Linked DNA regions of Homo sapiens: region 1 is linked to region 2. The links are chromatin contacts, found by Hi-C in ENCODE. All regions are on one chromosome and are shown on one strand. The core of a region is the stretch at or near the end of the contact, and the rest is flanking DNA. Distances in the headings are between cores, read along the strand shown. Region 1 has its middle 200 kb from the start of LINC02159. Region 2 holds the start of GABRB2 (gamma-aminobutyric acid type A receptor subunit beta2).

Region 1 (6,160 bases), core at 2,145-4,644, 410 kb after region 2:
TTAGCTTGTTTACATTTAAAGTTAGTATTGTTATGTGTGGATTTTATCCTGTCATCATGATGCTAGCTGGTTATTTTGCAGACTTGTGTATGTGGTTGCTTTATAGTGTCCCTGGTCTGTGAACTTCAGTGTTTTTGTAGTAGGTGGTAATGGTTTTTTTTTTTTTTTTATACTTTAAGTTTTAGGGTATATGTGCACAATGTGCAGGTTAGTTACATATGTATACATGTGCCATGGTTTTTACTCTTCATACTTTCATACTTTGCAAGAGCTCTTGTAAGGCAGGTCTGGTGGTAACAAATTCACTAGGCATGCGTTTATCTGAAAATAATCTTATTTCTCCTTCACTTATGAAGTTTAGTCTGGCTGGATGTAAAATTCTGGGTTGGAATTTCTTTTCTTTAAGAATGTTGAATATTGGCCCCCAATCTTTCTGGCCTGTAGAGTTTCCACAGAGAGGTCTGCTGTTAGTCTGATGGGCTTCCCTTTGTAGATGACTTGGCCTCTTTGGCTGCCCTTAACATTTTTCTTGTATTTCAACCTTGGAGAATCTGATGATTATGTGTCTTGGGGATAAATAATGGAATTAAATGGAAATCAGCACACTTCTATTAATAATAACCAAGGACTGCTTCTTTATTTAGAATTTGTCATCTTGTAATAACAAGGAAACTTGTTCAAAATATAAATCCCTTAAATAATACTATACTTAACCTAGGTCTTCAAAATTTCAGTGCTAGATGGTACTCCAGAATTTAGTGTCAACCCTAACGATTCAAAAGGAAAAAGTGAAGCCAGGAGAGGCTAGGTGACACCTGGGAAGTTCAAGGGCTGGATTCATTATCATGTTTGCCTTCTGCATAAACATCATTCTGTTACTTCCATGTTTCTTGCTCTCTTATCAACCAGCAAGTATTTTTTGAATACCTAACATATGTATGAATTTTTACTAGATGTTGGAGAAAATGAAAAAGACAGATTACTCCTTTGGTTAAAAAAAGCTTTTATATTAGATAATACAGGGAGGAATTTTGACATTACCCCCTTTTATCAGATAAGGAAACTTTTTAGTGAAAAATGTCCTCTTTGTGCTGTCTCACATGCTTTTAGTAGGCTCTTCTGTTAAAATAATAAAAAATTAAAAGGCAAGCATTCTTTCCACAGGAAACAGGATATCTTGAATAACATCAGGAGGGTATTTTACTAAAATTATCCAAGGAAGAGGACAGGGTATAAGAGCACAGAGCCAAGTTGTCAGACTTCTGAAGCAATAGGAACAACTCTGGGGGTGGGAAAAACAACAAATACAGAATAAGGTCACATATCTTCTTAAAAGCCTATTAATTACCCAAATCTCTTGCTTCAAATTTACAGGCCACTGGGGGCTTACTCCAGCCAAGTGGGTTAAATCCATTTCCACACAAAATAATTAGAAAATGTTATCTTTCTACTGAAAGATTCCTGGGTTTGACTTACAGGAGCTTCTATTACTGCCACACAGTGTGAGTACTGAAAATTAGTCCGCGTAGTATAATTTGCCAGGATTCTGTGCTGCACCATTGTTTCTGCAGTTCCCTGCCTCTGTGTAAGCTCTTTACATTATGCTCACTGGTTCGGCCAGTGTCCCTAAGCTTGTTCTAAGTGCTAGGATGCTGGTCGCTGTCCAAACTAGCTTTTTCTTCATAACTGTCTATTTCCTCACCAAATTAGATTTTTCTTTCCTCATGATGAATTCCATTTTGAAGGCCCTTGTTTTTTTTGTTTTCGATAGCAAAACTTTTGTAGTACCATTTTAATTTATCAGATAATTTCTAATAACTTCTCCAAAAAGTAAGAGGTTGGTTTCCATACCTTCCCTCTCAAAAGGCTCATTTGAGCCATAGAAAACAACAATCTTCCTCCCTAGCCGAGCTCGGAGGCTGTCAAGATTATGTTACACAGTCCCCACAAGTGCTATGGACCTCTGTATCTAGGCTTCACCTCAGAAAAGCCAGTCAGATTCTTCCCACAACAAAGAAAGCTGCTCTAAGACTCACCATCTTCAAAGAAGCCAATTGGAAACTTTAAAATCACAGCTTTTCTCTGAAACAAAATAAGCACCATATAACAATGAAGACCAGGAAGACTTCCATGAAGCTTAAAAACAGTGTTTTGAATAAATAAAAAGTAATTCTAGATTTTAAACCAGGAAGTAACTATGTGGAATTTTCTCAAAGCAGAGACTTTAAATAAGTTCAAAACATGTTCTTAGAAGAGAGACTTCAAATAGGGATTGGCTAAACTGGGAAAATGACTTCACATTTTGACAGAAACAGAGATGGACAATCTATATTCACATCAGGCAAATGATAAGATTCAATGTAATTCAAATTGAGTTAATAATTTTTGAGACTGACTTAGCACAAATTCCATACCAGGCACTCTGCTCAGATAAAGACAATATAAATGCCATGCTATAGAGACTTGTGGAGCCCAAGTAGTATAATTCTAGCTTGTTTATCCTTAGAGAGAGGATTAAGTGAACAAAGCTGTAGAGACTCAACAGAACCTTTCTCAAAGTGTATTCTAGATTGTTGTAGTAACAGCAAAGTAATTTCAGAAACTTTGGATGCAACAGAATTAAACAGGTTATTTTACTGCGAGACTTTATAATGTGCTGTGTAAAGCTCCAAGATGAGTACAGAATATGCAAAGTTCCCTCTATGTGCTATCTGAGAAACTGCCCTGCCTTCTTTGGGGGCAGATTTCAATGCTTGGGAATTGTAGACATTGCTTCTTTTTCCCTACCTATAATATTTTGGGACAGAAAGAAGACCCTGACCTTACTGCTGATACCAGCAAAGGAGAGAGTATAGCAACTTGTTAATATCCATTAGCTTCTTTGCCTGATTATGCAGTTACTTCAAGGTTTTGATTAATGGAACCATTATTGGAATTAACAGTACTTGGTTCTTTCTCAAGCAAGCAGCACATTACTCCTGAAGGTGGACTCATTAATCTTTCTTACTTTGTTTCCTTTTACCCTGCTTCTTTATAAATATCTACCCATACCATTTTGGGAGGTCTTTCGTTTGGACAAATATGACCACTGGAAAATATCCTTCAACAGAGATAAGAAGTACATATGATTCCCTCATATATAAACACACTCCTAATATACTTCTCCAATTATAAGACCCAATTTGAACAAAGTAAATTATTTCAAGTCTGTGTGTTAAAGGGATGAACTTACACAGCTGGAAAAGCTAGGATATGAATGTATATAAACTGTTTTTCAGTCAGTTGCCTGGTCAACAGAAAAATGCAAAATAAGTTAAAATGAGAGGGGAAGGAACAGAATACCCAGCTCCGATTCTGGAAACAAAGAGTTCTCTTTTTGTGAGACAACAGAAACTTGTGAGTGTTGGACTGTGGAGAAGCAGGTGTTGCTGGAAATAAGAGAAGAGAAAAACTGAAAGAAACCTTCAAAACAACCCAAGTTAGTCCACTTATATAAAGAATTAAAAAATATAAGACTTTCTTGGGTGTGGTTAAGGGGAATACTTGGGATCACTTATATAATCAGCAAGAGACCTAGAGCTAAAAATCTGTGCTAATGTGCCATACATTATTCTTTAGCCTCGACAGCAACTATCTGAAAGGATTTGCTATCCTATTTCTCTGACATGAAAGGCTTAGGTCCTTTTAAAATTGGTTTCACTTTGTTCTTTCTCATCTCAGTAAATGTCATCACTATCAACCTGTGCATATCACCAACCAAGAACTCATTCTTGATTTCTCAGTACTTTCACTCAATTTATCCTCCATTGTTATTGGCTCAGCCTTCAAAATAGATCCTTCAAGGTACAATCATTTCTACTGATAACACTAAGCTACATATCTGTCTTGGATTGTTTATAATTTTCCTCCCTGCCTACATGCTTCATACTGAGAATCTACACGCCACATAAAAACCAGAGTGATATTTTTTAAATATCTGGCAAATGTTTCAAACTAGTTCTCCATAAGAAAGTAAAGCCCTAGTTTGTAAGTTTGCTGGTTCCCATCGTATAAATAATCCCAATATACTTGACTTCAAACTAATATAACTGAAAGCGGAGTTGGGAAGAAATGAGAGTATTTTCCATGCTCATAAACTAATGTGAGTCAGTTCTAGGATATCACTGTCTGTACCAAAATTATTTCAGCTGTAAGTTACAGGAAATTGAACTTATATATAAATCAGAGAGGGTCTTTTCATTCATGTGTTTGAGAATGTGTGGGGAGGGCTGCATTCTGGCATTGCTGGATTTGGGTGCTCAAATGTTGTATCAGAAACTTTGATGCTTTCATTCATTCATTTATTCACTGATATTTTCAAAAAAAATCTGTTGAATACACATTCCGTGTCAGATGCTATTCTGGTGCTGAGTACATAGTGGTAGGGTAGACATAGCTCTGCCTTCATGAAGTTATGTTCAAGTGGTAGGGACAATCAGTAAACAAATAAATATATAATATCATAGGGAGTGATAAGTGCTATGAGGAACAATAAAATAAGGTTAAGGAAAAATGAGTTATAGTGAGATTTTAGGCTGGACTAGAACAGATCAGGGAGATGACAATGAGTAGGAGGTGAGCCATAGAAATACCTTCAGGAGAGCAGCCCAAGTGAAGAGAACAGCAGGTGTACAGGTGCCAGGGCTGGAACGCGCACATAGCATACCTGCATTTGGAGGAGTATCAGGCAGTTCTGCCTGGTTGTAGCCAAATGAGTGAGAGTGGTAAAAAAGAAATTTGGGAGGGAAAAGAAACTAGTACCTGTATGAACTTGTTGCTAGAGTAAGTAGTTTGGGTTTTCCTACAAAACTGATGCAAAACCATTGGAGGTTTTGAGCACTGAAGTACATGACCTGATTTATATTTTAAAATAACTCATCTGCCTGCTGATTAGTATTGTCTGAGGGAAACAAGGCACTCCGAGAACAGGATACTCAGTTAGGGGGCTATGGTTATTATCCAAGTGAGAGATGAACAAAGAAAACGCTTAAAGGTAGAGAGAGCGAGGTTGTCAGATTTGTGACCAACAGTACTTACCAATGGACTAGATGTACAGTGTAAGAGAAAAAGAGGAACGAAGATTGACTATGATATTTCAGAATCTAACCAGAAAAAAATATTTGTGAGTGTATTCTGAGATTCACAGAAATGCATATTAGACCATCTCAGGGGACAAGTCAGGGATGACAGTAAAAACATGGTAATTATTCATGAGTAGCAAGACGATGTTTAAAGCCATGCACATCGAGTGTAAGTGGAGAAGAGAAGAAGAGCTAGGACCAAGTCCTGCTGTAGAAGAGAAAAAGGGTCTAGCCACAAAAATGAAAAAGAAACAGCAAATGACAAGGGAAAAACAGATGTCTTCAAAGTCAACTGAAGTCAATATGTCAAGAGGGCAGGAGTGATTAACTGCCGAATGCTATTGAGACATTGTGGAAAATTAGAACATGACAAGAGTGATTTCAGGGGATGAGGGGATTCTAGTCCTGATTGGTGAAGGTTAAAGAGGAAATGAGAGGAGAGGCTGAGGAAACAGGGAGAGTGGATAATATTACGAAAAATGTTCACTATAGATGACAACAACAAAATAGGGCAGAACTTGAAGAAAGATATGATAGTTAAGGGAAGGCATTTTTTTTGCATATGTGTTTTTAAGTTGAGAAAATCACAAAACGTATAAACTAGTAGCAATACCACAACAGAGAAGAGAACATTGGCAATGAAGGACAACAAGGGGTAAATCCAGGAGCAACCTCTTTGAGTAGTAGGTTCTGCAATTTGAGATCCAATGCACAGAAGAGGGAGTTGTTATTAGATGGGAGAACAGAGAGATCATTGTAATGAAAGAAAGAAAAACATATGGCTAAAGAATCTGGAATGTTGATAGGTTTGCCATTGGAGACAGAGGAAGCTCTTCTGATTGCCTCTATTTTCACAGTGAAATAAAAGGCAGGATCATCAGATGCCAGTGGATGGTGAGGGGAATGTATTGGATGCTGGGAAAGGAAGGAAAAAGGAAATGGAAAATGAAGGGAAAAAAGGAAATGGACCTCACAGAAAATGAGAAAGTAGATTGATCAGGACTGTATATAAGAATTGCCAGGCATGGCCAAGTGCTCAC
Region 2 (6,152 bases), core at 1-2,500:
GAGTCCCCGTCCCCTGTCCCGGACGAGGGGCCGGGGGCGCCAGCTCCGCACGCCGCGGGAGTGGGCGGCGAGCGCGGGCCTGCGAGGTAAGGAGGGATGGCGGCGGGTGGGGAGTGCGCCTGCACGTGTGTGCGCGCGGGTGCGCGCAGCGGAGGGGGCGCTGGGGGACCGGCCGGGGCGCGTCCCACCCGGCCACCTGCCCTTCCTGCTCTGTGCGGTCGCCCACGCCCTCCAGTCCCCCGCACCTGCGCTAGGGCGCCCGTCACCCGCATCCCTCACGCCTCCACGTCCCATCTCCCCCTCATGCAAACCCCACCCTGCCCACTAATAATTCCCACTGCAGAATCAGACCGAAACCTGGAGAGACAGCATTGCCTTTCTGCTCCCCTCGCCCCCCTCCCCTCCTGCTATAAATAACCCGGACTAGCGGGTCAGGAACGTCACACGGCGAGAAAACAGGACCCCGAGGTTTTCTTCTCTGGGAATAGGGGGCAAAGGGTGAGGAGAGGAGAAAGAAATCGCTCGTGAGTAGTGAAGAAAAGCTTGCTCTTTGACTACTAGAAGAGACCAGCCATTATTTTATTCTTTTCTTTCTCTTTCTTCCTTTTTTATTTTTCCGTGCCTTTCTTATTCTGTACCCGCCTCCCCAACCCCCCGCCCCAAATCCAACGGGTTGCTCAGCATTCCTCCCATTGGTTTTTTCCCTCCCTCCCGCTTCGACTCCCAACGCCCCCTCCCCCCTCCTCCCACCCGCTGCACAACCCCCGCCCCCCCCATCCCAGTCTCGCCCCAGGCAGGGCATGCTATTTGCCAAGGAAATAAAGTTCAAACTCCTTGCCCCGTGTCCGGCTGAGACCAGAAGTGGGCTTACCGGCACCTATCTTCCGCTGGCACGCCACACCTGCTCTCCTCTAATTTTCTAATCTGGTTTTGCATATTTAAAAGGACACACACACACACCAAAAACCCACAACCCGCTCGGTGCAAAACTGCCTCTTGCAACTACCGAAACTTACCAGACGCTGTAGTTATTTTGTCTTAACGAAAGGATAACAACAAAAATTTTATTCTGGATGCTGCTGTGGGGTGACTTTTCTATATTATTCAAATATGTATGTATTATACATATACATGTTTTTCCTTTTTCCCTTTTAATTTTTTTTTTTTTTTTTAAACAAGGAAATCTGCTCGGTCCCCGGCAGCCGCCGCTTCCCCTTTGATGTTTTGGTACGCCGTGCGCATGCGCCTCACATTAGAATTACTGCACTGGGCAGACTAAGTTGGATCTCCTCTCTTCAGTGAAACCCTCAATTCCATCAAAAACTAAAGGGATGTGGAGAGTGCGGAAAAGGGGCTACTTTGGGATTTGGTCCTTCCCCTTAATAATCGCCGCTGTCTGTGCGCAGAGGTAAGTGTGCCCAGCGTTTCTCTTTTCCGTTCTCACTTTGAAGGGTTCTGTCTGCATACCTCTGTGAGCAGGGAAATGTAGTAGGGATCCGATGCTGAAAACGCTATGCCTGCTTCCTTATTGATGCCTGCTTATTGTCATTTCTTTCTTTAGTGTCAATGACCCTAGTAATATGTCGCTGGTTAAAGAGACGGTGGATAGACTCCTGAAAGGCTATGACATTCGTCTGAGACCAGATTTTGGAGGTAATGGGGTTGCCTTGCAAATAAGTCCAGCCACAGCCGAAGCTGTCTTTTGAGCTTTGTGCGCGCTCTCTTCCCTCTCCCTAGTTGTGGGTGCATGTGGTGTCCTGAATGTGTCTCTATTTTACCATATTGAGAAACTGATCAAAACTTAAGCTGGATTATTGCTACCCACCACTTCCGTGGTCTTTCAATGAGACCCTCTTAGTGTGTACTCAAATTTGGTGACTGCTGTCTTTCAGCTTCACTGTTATGAATCCTTTGCTTCCCTGCCTTTGCTTTGTTGAGACACAAACCTCTTAAGTTTAGTTAATGGTGTGCCGAGAGAACCCGGCTTGCGGAAGGCCACCGTTAACATTTTTTAGGACAAGACGTGCAGGCAGTTGGTTGAGAGGTGGCGTTAACCCCCTGTGCCTGCCTACTTTGGAAGAGTTCTTCTGGCCAGGGTTACAGTGGCTCATGTCTGGATATAATCCACTCCTCCCAGCCTCACAGAAATGGGGAGGACTGGGGGATGGGAGGGTAGGGAGAAAATGGGAGGGTTAGAGAAGGTAGGGGAAAGAAGAATCTCTCTCTGGCTGCAGCCCTAGATATGCTGATAGACTCACTTAATATTGCTTCAGACTCTTATGAAGCTCAAAGAGTTAAAACCTGTGCACAGAAGGGGGTGGGAAAGACTGAGGAGGAGGGGGTTTCAGCGCAAAATATAAAAATCCCTTAGACTAGAAGGATTCTTGTGCTTCTGTGAGTTGTGTGCATTCACATGCTGAGACATATGCATATGTAGACAGAGCTGGAATCCCTTGTTCACAGCATACGTGTGTGCATATTCAATACAGCATTTGTTAGAGGAGTGTGTGCCTGCTACCTTTTTTTTTTTTTTTTTTAACAAAAAAAGCAGAGAATTGAAAAATTTGAGATTGAGTAGTGCAGAAGGGTTTTGGGCAGAGTGTCTTATGCTCAGGGATAACTCTTGCTGAGAATGAATGAAGTTCAAAGAAATCACGTGGCTGGCCGTCTTGCTTTGCAGGTCCCCCCGTGGCTGTGGGGATGAACATTGACATTGCCAGCATCGATATGGTTTCTGAAGTCAATATGGTGAGTATTGACATTTATGACTACTTCTTTGCAAACTTTCGTTTGGGGACAGGAAGGAGAAATGAGCCAGCTATTGGGGGTGGGGGTGTGCTTGGCTATGTGTATGAGGTGGGGGTGAGAGCATGGAATTTCACCCTAGAATACCCTGTGTTGAGGTTAGAGAGTTGACTCTTTCTGGTCCCTAAGGATTTTTTCAACCTGGTTCAGATACTTGGAGTAAAATGCATCACACATTCATGTGTAAAACGCAACCACGTGCAGGAGACCCCCTACAGAAGCCTCATCTCCTCAGGCTCAATGAGAAACCCAGTTCATTAAGTGATTTTCTGGATTTGATGTGGGGTCATGGGAAGAAGGGAGAGTTTTGATTTGACATTTAATGGAGAATATAGCCTACAAACAAAACTAATAAAGGCCCTGGAATACTGATGCCCACTCGTTGCTTTCAAAGATCACTGTTTACTGTTAATGGCAAGCCCCCATCCCCCATTCCTGCCCCAACTCCATTGTTTGCTGCTTGCTTTAATCCCTCCTGCCCACCAAAATAAAAATTGGCCATCCTGTTTCTAAAAGGTAGGCTCAGACCCATGTGTCATCCCCGTTCACTTTAGCAATTCATTCACCACATGTCCTAAGCTTGTACAGTTAATTGACAGCAGTACTCCTTAGTGGCTGCCTCCGTGGACTTGGGGCAAGTGTTAAGAGGAAAAAGCCTGTGTTCCCAACTAGGAAACACGTGTTGGGGGGTTTGCTTCAATCGGGAGCTCCCCCTGCTGCCCATATTGGAACACTGCAGACATGCAATGCGATGACAAGCGTCCCAGACGCCCCCACATACTTGGGGGCATTCCTCCAGTGACTTTTCTACTCTGTGTTTTTAAAATCTCATGCTTTGGAGAAGTCCCTCTAGATAGGCCACATTTTAATGTAGAATTCCAGTGTTACTTTCAGTCCTGATAGTACACAGCACGTTTCAGAAGGTTGTGTTTTGGCATAGTTCTGTCTAGAAATTGGATTAATTATTAAATAAAGGGGTATAGTATATAAACTTTTATGCAAAACATTTCTAAGCCACCCCTCAGGACTTGAAAATTAGTTCTCAACATTATATAAATTTCCATATTCCCAGAATTCAAACAAGAAGAAGCTCAGTAACCAACATAGTCCTCATACACTGTCTAAAGATAAGAGATAATCCCGAGATTTCATAAGATTCTGAAGCAAATGAATACTGTGCTTATACCTTATGAGTATGCAAGGGAATTCTGCTATTTCTGAAATGTTTTAATGACATTAATCTTCTCATATTCTAATTTAGAGAAAGTTTTTATCACATGCAATATAAACGCAGACTAAAGATAATATTGGATGTTTCAGAACCAAAAATTTCCCTCACATTATGAAAATCTGTGTGGTTAGAGAATGTTTCTTGGGATAGTATTTAATTTCTCAGATATACAAATATTCACTTTTGGTGAATTTGAAAGGTCTTTTATCAGTTTATATTTTGAGCTTCAGCATAAAAATAAAAGATGTCTTAATGTGGGTACCTTCTTATGTCTCAGGAATGTGAATCTAAATTATGCTGTTTAAAACAAAGTAATATAGAAATCAGGTGTGATTCTGTGCATCCTACACGTGATTGATTCAGACTCCTCTCTTTTGCATTTTGCTTTTTTTATGCTCTTCTCTCAGTCCCAAGTCTTATTTTACCACCACCTCCCTCTTTAGAGCATCACAAAATGAGATTTTGTGAAACATATCAAGAAAAATTTAGAACCCAAAGAGATAATCATGAGATGACTAGAGGTTGCTGCAGTAGGTTAGCTAATAACTTAAAGGTATTATATCCTAACATTGTTTAGAGTGGTAGAATTTTTATTTTTCTTTCCTTTAAGTTCTATTCATTTTTTGCCTACATGCAACATTTTGGAGAGATATCTGAGGTGGAAACAATGCCAAGACCTGCTAGTCAAAATATAGATCCAGTTAAGGCAAGGTGTCATCACTTAAAGCTATTTACTGTTGCTGAAAAATCATGAGATGTTGAAGTGCAAAAATGAATATCAGGTTGTAAATGGGACAACATTGCAACATTAATGATTAGAACCAAGTGTTGAAAATTCCAAGCCAGATTCCTTACTTAGCCTTATGCTACACCCATGGATTTGTCCAGCTAGATTGTCACTTGTTGAAAAATTAACATTTTTTTCAGCTTCCAACCTTAATAACCTAAAATTATCTTCAAAGAAATTTTTTTGTGATGTTTGTTTTATTTTTTAAAGATGATTATTTGTTTTGAAGCAACAGATGGGAAATTCCATCTCTGGTGTCTAAATAACAGATGTTTATGGTGTGTTGTACCCTGTATGTAGGTCTGAGTGTTAGGGCCTTTTGATTAGCTTCAGGTGTGAAAGAATGGTTGATTGGTTACTTAAATGAAACTTCAAAATTGATTTAACAGACACATTTATCCCTCATTATCCTTTGTGGACTGCAGTCTCTGGTAATTGTAACTTTCTCTTATGATATAGCATGTCTTTCTTTGAAGAATGGTAGGGAACCAGACCATTTAAATTGTCATTGACTCATTTGTACTGGACAAATAAATGTCCATGTCAGTGTGATGCTCCTTGTAAATCACAATGATAGAAAGACCCTGAAGTGAATCAGGAGTCTCAGATGCGAGTTCTACTTCTGATGCTTAGTCATCCTGAGGATATTCACAGATAGACTGGGCTCACTTTACTCATTCATTAAAGGGGAGTAATAGTCCCATTTTACCTATCTTGGGTGAATACCAGAATATAGATATACCTTGTTTTATTCTAGCTTGCTTTATTGTGCCTTGCAAACATTGCATTTTTATAAATTGAAGGTTTGTGGCAACCTTGAAATGAGCAAGTCTATAATGAGCCTGTTTCTCTAGTAGCATGTGTTCACTTTGTGTCTCTGTGTCACATTTTGGTAATTATCACAATATTTCAAATTGTTTCATTATTATTATATTTTCTGTGGTGATCAGTGATCAGTGATCTCTGATGTTACTATTGCAATTGTTTGGGGGCACCATGAACTGCACTGAGGTAAGACAGCAAACTTAATGGATAAATGTTGTGTGTGTTCTGACAGTTCCACCAATGGGTCATCCCCCTGTCCGTCTCCCTCTCTGTGAGGTTCCCTATTCCCTGAGACACAACAATATGGAAATTGGGCCAATTCACAGCCCTACAATGAGAGTTGCACATCTCTCACTTTAAATCAAAAGCTAGAAATGATTAAGATCAGTGAGGAAAGTGTGTCAAAAGCTGGGACAGGCAGATAGCTAGGTCTCTTGCTCAAAGCAGCCAAGTTTTGAATGCAAAGGAGGAGTCAATGAAGGAAATTGAAAGTGGTAGTCCAGT

The links. Hi-C counts contacts between places; a loop is a spot of excess contacts on that map. Pooled maps may share reads with other maps.
Region 1: a pooled map shows a loop between it and region 2 (2.5-fold over the local background). The contact joins the enhancer-like site here to the promoter of GABRB2 in region 2. A Hi-C loop is called at or near these places in 2 of 37 single-sample maps with no recorded cell type and 2 of 50 pooled maps.

Annotation. Positions count from the first base shown.
Region 1 is chr5:161,136,476-161,142,635 of GRCh38, reverse strand. No RefSeq gene overlaps it. Among named protein-coding and RNA genes, the nearest start is that of LINC02159, 200 kb to the right of the region's middle. Within about 2 kb of position 3,394, at least 2 of the 41 ENCODE cell types and tissues checked have a DNase peak (open chromatin) inside an H3K27ac peak, as active enhancers do.
Region 2 is chr5:161,541,823-161,547,974 of GRCh38, reverse strand. GABRB2 (gamma-aminobutyric acid type A receptor subunit beta2) reads left to right here and starts at 1,250. Exons shown (of 10, transcript NM_001371727.1): 1 at 1,250-1,408; 2 at 1,562-1,653; 3 at 2,681-2,748. The coding sequence starts at 1,332.